2 separate regions of the Homo sapiens genome follow, and region 2 is linked to region 1. A link is a loop called in an ENCODE intact Hi-C map of the cell type or tissue named here. Cell type or tissue: A673. All regions are shown on one strand. Each heading gives the region's core, and the rest is flanking DNA. Links, peaks and the distances in the headings are about the cores only.

What was found. Hi-C counts contacts between places; a loop is a spot of excess contacts. Peaks named below come from ENCODE experiments on the same cell type or tissue, not always from the same donor. Only the 100,000 strongest peaks of a DNase experiment are listed, where the experiment ranks them.
Region 2: it touches region 1 in a loop (3-fold over the local background); 1 of 110 quality-filtered maps calls a loop at or near these places.

The regions. Positions count from the first base shown.
Region 1 is chr17:55,066,823-55,072,694 of GRCh38, forward strand. All of the region lies in intron 12 of STXBP4 (syntaxin binding protein 4), which reads left to right. Among named protein-coding and RNA genes, the nearest start is that of STXBP4, 100 kb to the left of the region's middle. RefSeq lists a silencer at 5,533-5,733. In A673, for the core only: no CTCF peak of the experiment used is centred there; DNase peaks (open chromatin) are centred at 2,769 and 3,399; H3K27ac peaks cover 2,050 bases.
Region 2 is chr17:55,434,680-55,440,551 of GRCh38, forward strand. No RefSeq gene overlaps it. Among named protein-coding and RNA genes, the nearest start is that of MMD, 16 kb to the left of the region's middle. In A673, for the core only: no CTCF peak of the experiment used is centred there; a DNase peak (open chromatin) is centred at 2,852; H3K4me3 peaks cover 802 bases; H3K27ac peaks cover 1,206 bases.

The DNA of each region.
Region 1 (5,872 bases), core at 1,574-4,073:
TTGCGGTGAATCAAGATCATGCCACTCCACTCCAGCCTAGGCAACACAGTGAGACTCTAAAAAAGTAATATAATGAAATAATTTGCCTATTATTATATGGTGTTTCTCAAAGCATAGTTTATGATTGTTATTTTAATTGTTAAATAAAATGTAGTTCTAATATTCCCATAAATCTGAACCCTTTTTTGAAGAAATTTCCTATGAAAGCTTCTTGCCTAAATAAGTTCCTTAAGGCAGTTTTTGTATATGAAAAATGAAATAGTCATTTTCATGGTTTGTCAACTCAGTTATATCTCATTTTATGTTAAGTAGAGTACCTGCTCATATTAGATAGGGTTTTTACTCTCAGACAGATTGTGTTCTAATTTGGGCAGTCAAGACCCTTTGATTTTAGAAAGTTGGGTAATAAAGCATTTTAATGACAGTTCAAGATAGCAGTTAAGAGTACTAAATATGTGATTAATTACAGACGACAAATCTAAAAGATAAAAAAGGAGAGAAAGATCATTTATACAAAAGTAGAATGGAAAAACAGATAAGGTGAAATCTGAGATAGATTTTGAAGGACAAGTAACAACTAAATGATGGAAAAAGGTGAAAAATATATATACCTAGAGGATTAATGTGACCCAAAGTGTCTTGGAAGTAGAAGAATTTCACCTGGTAAATGTGGTAAGTTAATGTACTTGGATATGGGAATCATGTGAGAGTTAAGTGGACTAAAGCTAGTAAGTAGGTTGATTTGGAATAGGTAGTAGAGAACTTTGAAGAATGAAGAATGAGGATATATTTTATCATGTACCATGTTGTTAGGTTTGTTACCTAAGGTGGTACTTCATCAATATTTTGAGGAAATCAATCTTTCAGAAGTATGCAGAATACAATAAAGAACACAGTAGGCAGGGTGATCACATATGTGATTTTCATAGTACCCAAGCATGAGAGGATAAAGACATAAATCAGTAATACAGTGGTTAGAATGGAAATTAAGCAACAGCTGCAAATTACATTATAAATGAAGACTTCACAGTGCTTAATTACTGGTTAGGTAAGGAGGAGGAGGAGTTGGCTAGATGAGTCATGGAGGGGGAGTGAGGAAAGAGAAAAGAAAGCATATGTCAGAGGTCTGTTAAAAAGTTCTACGAATCATATTCTCCCCCATACACATTCATGCCTGAGGGGTGAGTTATACCTTCATTTGTCAATATCTGCAAAGCATTTTGGGATTATCCATTGAAAGGTATATTATATATATTTTAACAAATCAGACTCATAAGTCAAGGAAACTAGATATAACTTGCTTTTAAACATTTTAATTCAATAGCTCTTTTCCTGCAGTAACCCTTAATTTTTTTCACAAGCTGTAATAGTACCAAGACCAAGAAGGGCTTTCCAAAGAGTGGATGTAGGAAGCTGATAAGAGAAGTATTCTTTAGGGCTTGGTAGCATAGGTTACATTGCACAAAAACATTATATCTCTTTGCAGTCTCATTTTTCTCCTGTCACCTATTGACATTTTGAAAGATTTACTGATGAACTTAAAAATTGCAGAACTTTTAAATTTAGTGATGTGAATGTGTTAGCCTAATTACAGATGTGCTACTGCAATTAATGCTTTTTCCTTCTACTATAGGGAGCCATTCATTACAACTCATAACTAGAGGAAAGGGCTTTACATGATTGTTGCTAACATTAAAAAATACATGTGCAAATTTTGTTTCCAAACAACTCTCCAAAGTTCAAGAGCTGGTGTTACTAATTGAGTGCCTCAGGAAAACCCTTAATAAATTATTTTGTCTAGCTCTTTGATCACACAGGTGATTATGTATATTTTTTCAAGGTAAGAAAGAGGAAAAGGAAAAAATTGTGCCAAGAACTATTATAGTTTCTTTAATTCTCTTGTGAGAATAGTTTTGATCTAATAAAATAGGTGTGATTTTCCATTATAAAAATGAGCAAACTGAGTCTTAGAGAATTACAGAGCCAGAAAATTTTTAAAAGTGTAAAATTCTGATCTGAGATTCTAACCTAGTTATGTCCCATTCAAAGCCCATGTTTTTTCATTCTAGATCATGTTACCTTGTGGGGGAAAAGTACTGTATGTGGAAAAACACATAGTATATTTATTGTCCTGTGTGTGAGCTGTTACCGTGCTTTGTCCCAACAAAAGTCCAAAGTATTGGTAGCCTACAAAGATTTTCATTAGTTCAGATTACATTTTCAAAGAAGACTTTGGTCTGCTCTTTGAAGTTTCATTATGTAATCGTGAGGCAGAAAAACCTCATTTTATAAAGGGCCAGTGTGAGTTGAAGACATTTCCTCAGTGTTGCCAAAAAAAAAAAAAAAAAAATAAGCTAGAGATTTTACTTCTTAATTCAGGATTCCCTTCTAGTATGTTTGCTCACACTGCTTAGTATTAAAAAGCATAATGCTTATGTGGATTTTCTGACTTACTACTATATCTTCATTTTTCTTTTATTATCTAACCTTCTAAACTGAATTAAACTCTATCTAGTACATAGTAAATCAGTAAATGGACGACAGCATTTTCCCTGATGGGATTTCAGTCTCATGGTGAGGCACTGGGAAAATTCTGGCTCAGTTGTTACTGACATAGGAGGCTGTACAGTTATTTATTAGAAGACAGCCTGGGAGGAAAAGAGAAAATGGATTTATGTGATCTTGTATTGCTAAATACGGCACACTGCTGTTATCTTTTCTTTACTGCTTCCTCTAAAAGTCATCATTTCAATGCACTAATCTTTTAAACAGCCATTCAGTGGTAACTGGGCTAGAACTTTGCTAAGGGGTCACATTCACCAACCTGACAGTTACACATTTACAAAAGAAATAGCATGAATTTATTCAGCATCAAAACCTCTGCATCTTTTACCACCCAACTACATTTCACACTGTATTACCATCAGTGCACAATAATGGCTATATAAATTCCATCCAGAGTCTTCATTTAATTAACTAGCATTCTTTGAACAAAAATAAAAGTGCTGTTTTTATAGAGGAATAAAAGCTGCATGAAGTGAGTGTGAAGAAGACAAATCATCAAATTAGTTATTCTTCATTGCAGCTATGGAGAATTTCCTGCCCTTTCTCTTTAGAGTCTTTTTTTTTTTAGATTGATTGAATGAAAAATGGAGAGTGAAGCAGCCTCAAATATACCTATTGTAATGACCACATCATAAGCTCATCCAGGACTGGGCACTGATAATATTGTCATCTAAAAGTGATTTTTTAAAAACATTTTCTGTAGTTGGCAAGGTAGTACAGCATAGTAGCCAAGAACATGAACTTTATAACTAGACTGCCAAATCTTAGCTCTGTCACTTACTAGGTTTGTGATTCTGAGTTAGTTACTTAACTTTCCTGTGCATCAATGTCCTGTCTATAAAATGCAGATAATAATAGACATATCCATGGCAGTGTGTGGATTAACTGAGTTGATGGATGTAAAACATTGAGAATAGTGCTGGCACATAGTTAGCCATTATCTCCTGTATGCACAGCAGCAGTCTAGTGTGAAGTTGATCTAGCTGTGTCACTAGAGACTCTCTTGATCATCTGAATGAAATTGACTGGTGTGGTAGGCTAGGTTAATGTACCTACCTTTTCCAGATATTTCTTTCTAAAAGTATTCTTTTATTATAAAACAATTACTTTTAGATACAAGGAAATAAAGTCCTTTGAGTCAAGGGCATAGAAGGCAATTGGTTGGCCACATCTCTCCATCTGGCACCCTGCTGCCAGATTTAGCTTTCTAAAGCACTGTTTTCTCATATCATTTTCTGCTCAGAAGCCTTCAAGTCTTCTTCAGACTCAAGCTCCTTCCCCTTCATGCCTGCCATTTCTACCAGAGCCTGACTCCCTCCCTTTCCACGACCTTTTTTTATCCATTACTCCCCTATAGCAAGTCTCTACTCCAATCATAATTGATCTAGTATTGTTTCACAGTGTGCCACATTTCTTCTTGTCTCTCTTCCTTTATTCACATGGTTCTCTTTTTGTAACATCCTCTTTTCTTCATCCATTTATCTAAGTCATACCTGATGTTCTAAGTTGAGACAGAAAAGGAGAGGTTATCTTTTACCCCTTTGTATTTTTGTCATAAACATGGTTGCTAGATGCAGTGGCTGCTAAATAAATGCTATTGATGAACTACTCTGTTGGCTTTACCTTCAAACTGTATTTAGAATCTAACTGCTTCACACCAACTCCACCACTATCACCCTTATTGAAGCTACAGTTAATTTTTGCCCATCTCCTTTTTCTTCTCCCTGCTTCCACCCTTGCCCACCATCTACAGTCTATTCTCAACACAGCAGCAAAAGTAACACTTTTAAAATTTAAGTCAGATCACATCGATTCTCTGCCCAAAACCCTCCAATCATTTCCCATCTTACCCTGAGTAAAACCAAAGTCCTTGCAACGGCCTACAAATTCTCTTAGCCTCTGCCACTTCACTCTACCTCCATCCCTATATTCACTCTTGTTACCATTCTGCCCTCATGTCTTACTACTCCCGTCTTCCTGGACCCTACTACTCCTACCTCTACTACACTGGCTTCCTTGCTGTTCTCTGAAAGACACAAATCACAGCTCCATCTCAGGGCCTTCATGCAAACTGTTCGCTCTTCCTAGAAAGCTCCTCCTTGGGAAATCCTAACTCCATTCCTCCTGCAGGTCTCTGGTCAGTTATCTTTTCAATGAGACATTTACCTCTCATCCCTGATTTACTGTCTATCTCCCCAAACTTAGAATGTAAATTCCAAGGAGCAAGAGGGAAGGCTTTTTGTCTATATTGTTTAGTGTCTACCCCCAGTACCTGAAACAGAACCTGACACATAATAAATACTTAATAAATCATTATTGAATGTATGAATGAAAAACTGACCCTTAAGAATATGCCAGCATTCCTAACCCTCCCAGCACTTCAAATGTATTTAGGCTCAAACAAAAGCAAATGTCCCTTAACAGCTCTGAAAAAATTAAAATAGCCATAGTTTAATATTAGCCATGGCAATTGGAGCAGAAAGTTCTATCGCAGAGAAAAGAGATTTCTGCATCAAGTAAAGAAAAAGGAATGGTTTACAGTATAAGAAGTGCCATATTAAATTATATTGGTGTCCTGGGGGACTGTCTTTGACCCAGTACCAAGGTACATTTTTTTCCCTCCAAGTACATTTTGATAGAGCAAGTGGTTTTGGCTACCCTTTCCTCTTCCTAAGGTGGAAGGTATACCTGTATGGGGTTTTTTTGTTTTTTCATTTAGAGGCAGAGTAAAACAGTAGAAAGACAGCATTAATGTTGCAGTCAGGCAGACCTAGTTTCAGATTCTGGCACTGCTGTGTGTTCTTGAACAGGTCATATAACTTCTCTGAGTCTGTTTGCTTATGTATGAAATGTTTTTTAGTAATGTCTTTCTCTCAATATTGTTTTAAAGATTAAGTGAGAAAAGACACGTGATGCACCTGAGACATAACATGTGTTTAATAAATGTCTTGTGAGCCTTGCATTCAACAACACGATTATGTACTTTGCTACTAAATGCTACCTTTTGGCTTAAACCAAAAGGGAGAAGTAGTAGATAGATTGACGTCCATGAGATAACTTTAGCCCCTGGAGCTTGGTCCATGGAGAAGCCCCATAACACTACTACAAATCTCTCAGCAGCATCTGATGACCCTACAAGAGCCTTTTTAGAACATGAGTCCTACTACCTACTTGAGTTTTGTTGTAGCCTACTCTTTTTATCTTTTGAGCCCTTTCTTATTCTTCTGTTTTCCATTTTCAACTATCTTCTACTTCCTTTATTTTCAAAATGTTATGCTAGGTATATGAAGTCAAGAGATTCCATGCT
Region 2 (5,872 bases), core at 1,447-3,946, 370 kb after region 1:
GTACTATGTGCCACACAGTGACTGGCACATAGTATACACTCAATAAATACAGTTGTTCTTGTTGTTGTTAGTATTGCAACAATTTTAGAGTTTATAGCTCCTACTTGAGTATTTTTAAGTCCTAACTTGAAATCTTAGTGGAGAGAGACAGTGGCTGAGCTCATCTTGTCTCATGAGGCTGTAGGGTAGGTAGGCTTTGACTCAAGATGGAGTGGGGACTGCAGTGGAACAAAGACAGATGATTCATTCACCACTTCATCGGGGGTTGTGGGTAGGAGGCAGATCTTCTAGAAGAGGGGGTGGCTAGCATCTAAAATATGCCTAATACTCAGTATGTGCTAGAATTTGTTCTCAGACATTCAATATCTAATTTTAATAAGTGCTCAAAGCCCCTGGGTTATAGCATCTGCTCTTTCTTGCCCCACTTAAGCTGGATAGGGAACTCTTCCCAATCTTCATTCCAATTAAGTGCTTTCTTACATCCCAGAGAGTCCCATAACCAGCCCACATTTATCAAATGCCTATAGTGTATAAGGCAGCATGGCCTGCACTGTGCATATTGTGGGGGCAGTGACGGTGGGAGCCAGTCACAGGAGGAGAAATAGAGATGAATAAGAAACAAATTCTCTTTCAAGGCACTTAAAATCTGGAGGAATTTACAAAATAACTCTATACCAAGGAAGTGTATGAAAAGTATGGTAATGAAAGTATCAAGTATATAAAGTGTTAAGGTATCACAGAGAGGGATAGACATATTTTATCTACTGGGGTTTTAAAGAAAGTCTTCATAGAGAAAGTCACTTGGCTTGGATGGTAAAGGATGAGAAGATACCAACCAGCAAAGACGAGTGAAAAATATATTGCATACAGACTGGGTGAATACTATGAGTAAGCTTTCAGAGATGGGGACATATCATGCCCACTGGGACCACAGCAGATGGTCTGATTTTGTTCAAGTGTAGGTTATTGACTTAATGGGGAAGAGTGTATTATGTGTGTTGAAACATTGGCATTGTCATGAAGGATTCTGATACCAAGCTAAAGAGTTGGCGTCTAATTTTCTAAACAAGGAGAACCTATGAAAGGAGGAAGGGTGGGTTGCGATGTCTCCCGCCTGTAATCCCAGCACTTTGGGAGGCCAAGGCGAGCAGATCATGAGGTCAGGAGATCGAGACCATCCTGGCTAACACAGTGAAACCCCATCTCTACTAAAAATACAAAAAAAATTACCCGGGCATGGTGGCGGGCACCCGTAGTCCCAGCTACTCAGGAGGCTGAGGCAGGAGAATGGCATGAACCAGGGAGGTGGAGCTTGCAGTGAGCCGAGATTGCGCCACTGCACTCCAGCCTGGGCAACAGAGCGAGACTCTCTCTCAAAAAAAAAAAAAAAAAAAAGGAGGTAATAAAATACCCACTGTTTAATTTTGTTTTGGTTTTATGTTCTTATTTTGTTGGCTGCATGGGCTGAAAAAGTATGTCCATCTAAGTGTATCTTTCTTCCAGCTCCTGGAAGGTAGCAATTATGTAAGTAAGGTGGCTGGAATACTTACCTACCTTATACCTGCCAGGTGCTATTCTAAGCACTCGATGTGTATTATGTCTTCACGGTAACCCTCTGATACATTATTATTCTCATTTTACCAGTGATGAGGCTGGCACTGAGCAGAAAGTAACCTGGTTAAGGTAACCACCTGGAACATAGTAAAACTGGTATCTGGCCCCAGGCATACTGTTATGTCATACTGTTTCCCACTAGTTATGAAATCCCTTTGCAACAACACCTTATCTATCTCAACCAGCAATTCTGGACTGTAAGTAGGGAAAAGAATGTATTGCAAGCTATGCACAAGGTAATGATTTTATAGTCATAATGATTCAAGATGGAGGAGGCCTAGATAATGACGGCCTAATTATCTATAGCATTTTTTCTGGACCTGAGAGATCCAAAACTCAGCCTTTATTCAGACTAAGGATCTAGGAGAAAATCCCTGCCTCAATCAAAGAACAGAGAGTAATTCTCTGAGGGCCTTCAAGCGCTGAATAATTTATGTAGTGATTCATTCCCTTCTTGTGTGAAGCTTTTAGTTTCAAGCCTAAAGAAGATCCAGACACACAGGTGTTTTCCTAGAATCACAGAATATCAGAGTTGGAAGGACTTTAACTGTTCAAGTCAACATCCCCATTCCACATTCAACTCTTAGATCTCCATTCAATTCTTAGATCTCCCAATACCACATTGACATCTGTCTCAACAGTTCTCAGCCCATTTTTCCATTCCCCCACACTCAATGGATAACATTCACATATGAAATACATTACCTCTGCTGATGAGATCAGATAGTTTGTGGGTTCTGTACAATTCCTGGCAGCTAAGCTTGCACCACACCTTTTATTTTCTGCTCAAAGTGAATCAATAATGCAAGTAATTAAGAGGGATGCTATTACAGGCTCAGCCTTGATTGTATTCTAGAGTGCATTTTAAAAGTTAAGAATTTGCATAGTTCGGTATCATTATTAGCCAAAATTACTAGTAACACCCCACTCAGCTATTATTGGTACATAGGTTTTCCGGATGAAAAGTGCTGATCTAACCTATGGTTGAGATCCAGCCACTGGAAGTTCCCCATTTCCGAGGGAAGCCCGTGGCAACTCAGGACAGTTTTTACTGTCAGCAAATTCTTCCTTTTATTCAGCAGAAAAATGTTTCTAACTGCAGCTGGCCGACAACAGCACTGGGAAATCCATTTGTCTCCTGCTCTGCATCTTCCCCTAGTGTTCACAGAAACTGTTCTAAATTTTCACAATTCTCTTCAAGTCTTTGACTCCACTTTCATTTCCCATGCTCAGCAGGTGACCTCCCCTGGGACATGCTAAGTGCTCAGAAAGTGTTTGCTTGGCTGAATATCTCTTCCTCTACAAAACAGTTGACATGAATGCCCCAGCTTCTAGCCCCTAACAAAATCTTGTGTTGCTTTTCTTGCCTCAATCTCAGAGGAAGGGGCTGCTCCCTTCTATACAGCTTATTCATCCACTTGGGCTTTAAATCTAATCCTGTTTGGCTAATTCAGAGACCTGCTTACTTTCTACCCAAGTGCCATTTCCTTTCCTCAAAGGATAACTTCATTCTGAGCAAGTGTTCCATTTTATAAATCTGAGCAGTGAATTTAAGTCTTATCAAAGAAACCCTTAAATCTTTCATTCACATGCTGGGCTATATTCTTAATTTCACTTGCATATCAGGATTACCTAGGGAGCTTTCAAAAATCCTGATGCTCCAGAGAAATGCAAATCAAAACCACAATGAGATAAGATCTCATGCCAGTTAGAATGGCGATCATTAAAAAGTCAGGAAACAACAGATGCTGGAGAGGATGTGGAGAAATAGGAATGCTTTACACTGTTGGTGGGAGTGTAAATTAGTTCAACCATTGTGGAAGACAGTGTGGCGACTCCTCAAGGATCTAGAACCAGAAATACCATTTGACCCAGCCATCCCATTACTGGGTATATACCCAAAGGATTATAAATCATGCTACTACAAAGACACATGCACATGTATGTTTATTGTGGCACTATTCACAATAGCAAAGACTTGGAACCAACTCAAATGTCCATCGATGATAGGCTGGATTAAGAAAGTGTGGCACATGTACACCATGGAATACTATGCAGTCATGAAAAAGAATGAGTTCATGTCCTTTGCAGGGACATGGATGAAGCTGGAAATCATCATTCTCAGCAAACTATCGCAAGGACAGAAAATCAAACAGCACATGTTCTCACTTATAGGTGGAAATTGAACAATGAGAACACTTGGACACAGGGCGGGGAACATCACACATCAGGGCCTGTCGGGGGGTGGGGGGCTGGGGGAAGGATAGCGTTAGGAGAAATACCTAATGTAAATGATGAGTCGATGGGTGCAGCAAACCAACATGGCACGTGTATACCTATGTAACAAACCTGTACATTGTGCACATGTACCCTAGAACTTAAGGTATAATAATAAAAAAAAATCCTGATGCTCAGGCCACACCACAAAATAAAGAAATCATAATGGGCTGGGTGTGGTGGCTCATGCCTGTAATCCCAGCACTTTGGGAGGCTGAGGTGGGCGGATCATGAGGTAGGAGTTCAAGACGATCCTGGCTAACACAGTGAAAACCCGTCTCTATTAAAATTTCAAAAAATTAGCCAGGCATGGTGGTGGGTGCCTGTAGTCCCAGCTACTTGGGAGGCTGAGGCAGGAGAATGGCATGAACCCGGGAGGCGGAGCTTGCAGTAAGCTGAGATCGCGCCACTGCACTCCAGCCTGGGTGACAGAGCAAGACTGCGTCTCAAAAAAAAAAAAAAAAAAAGAGAAATCATAATGGAGTGTGGCAGGGAAGGAGTGAAAACCAGGCATTGCCATTTTTAAAGCTCTTCCGGTGATTCTAGGGTGCATTCAAGATTGAGAACTACTAGTTTTAATTCAAGCCTTGCTGTTCAAAGTATGGTCCTTGGATCATCATCATTACTATCATGTGAGTACTTGTTAAAAATGTAGAATCTCAGACTCCATCTATTGAATCAAAATCTACATTGTAACATGATACCTTAGTGATTCCTATGCATATTAATGTCTGAAAAGCAGTAGTCTAGACCAGACTCTAGAGCAGGAGGCAGCAAACTAAAATCCACAGGCCAAATCCAGCTCTCTATTTGCTTTTGCAAATAAAGTTTTATTGAACGCAGCCACATCCATTCCTTTACAAATTGTCTACGGCTGCTTTTCCACTACAATGGCAGAGCTGAGTAGTTGTAACAGAGACGTTATAGCTGACAGAGCCTAAAATATTTATGAAGAGGGGCAGAATATGCTACCCGAAAACATGCCACTTTGACATGAGACTTCTAGCTGAAGGCACTTGAAAAACAAAAGATACAAGAAGTGCTTTGTAATCTTCCCCCTTTCTTTCAGAAAACAGGAGATAAAGATTCCCATGTGAAAGATGCCCTCCCTGTACCAGGAGAAAAAGACAATTCTTTGGTGGAGAGTCATAGCTGAGAGAATTCTTTGCAAACAGACCTTGTTAAGCTAATTATCTTCCTTTAGCCTCCACCACATAATTTAGTTACTTTTCCACAATTGCCTTTCTCTATTCAAACGAATAAGACCCTCCTATTTTCTTTCTTTTTTTTTTTTTTTTTTTTTTGAGACAGAGCAGAGTCTCGCTCTGTCGCCCAGGCTGGAGTGCAGTGGCTGGATCTCCACTCACTGCAAGATCTGCCTCCCGGGGGTTCACGCCATTCTCCTGCCTCAGCCTCCCGAGTAGCTGGGACTACAGGCACCCGCCACCATGCCCGGCTAATTTTTTGTATTTTTAGTAGAGAAGGGGTTTCACCGTGTTAGCCAGGATGGTCTCGATTTCCTGACCTCATGATCCGCCCACCTCAGCCTCCCAAAGTGCTGGGATTACAGGCATGAGCCACCGTGCCCAGCCAAGACCCTCCTATTTTCTTAGGAAGGCTCCTGTGTCAACCAAAACTTGTATTAAACGTGTATGTTGTTCTTCTGTTAATCTATTTCATGTCATTTTCATTTGCAGACTCAGCCAGGGATCCTAAAAAGGTAGAAATAAAGTTTTGCCTTCCTAAATATACTATCTGGTCTTTTACAGAAAAAGTTTGCTGTCCACTGCTCTAGAGAATGGAATGGCTAGATCCAGCCAGAAAAGCATCTCTGGGCTTTCCTTAGCTCATGGGCAGAAGGGAGGACAAGATGTATCTGCCCTTTTGCTGGTGGTGTCCCTTAAGAAGCAGGTTCTTCTGGCGCACAATCCTTTTATAACCATTGCTAGGGTCATCGTGCCAAAGTAAGCCTGCTGTTTTT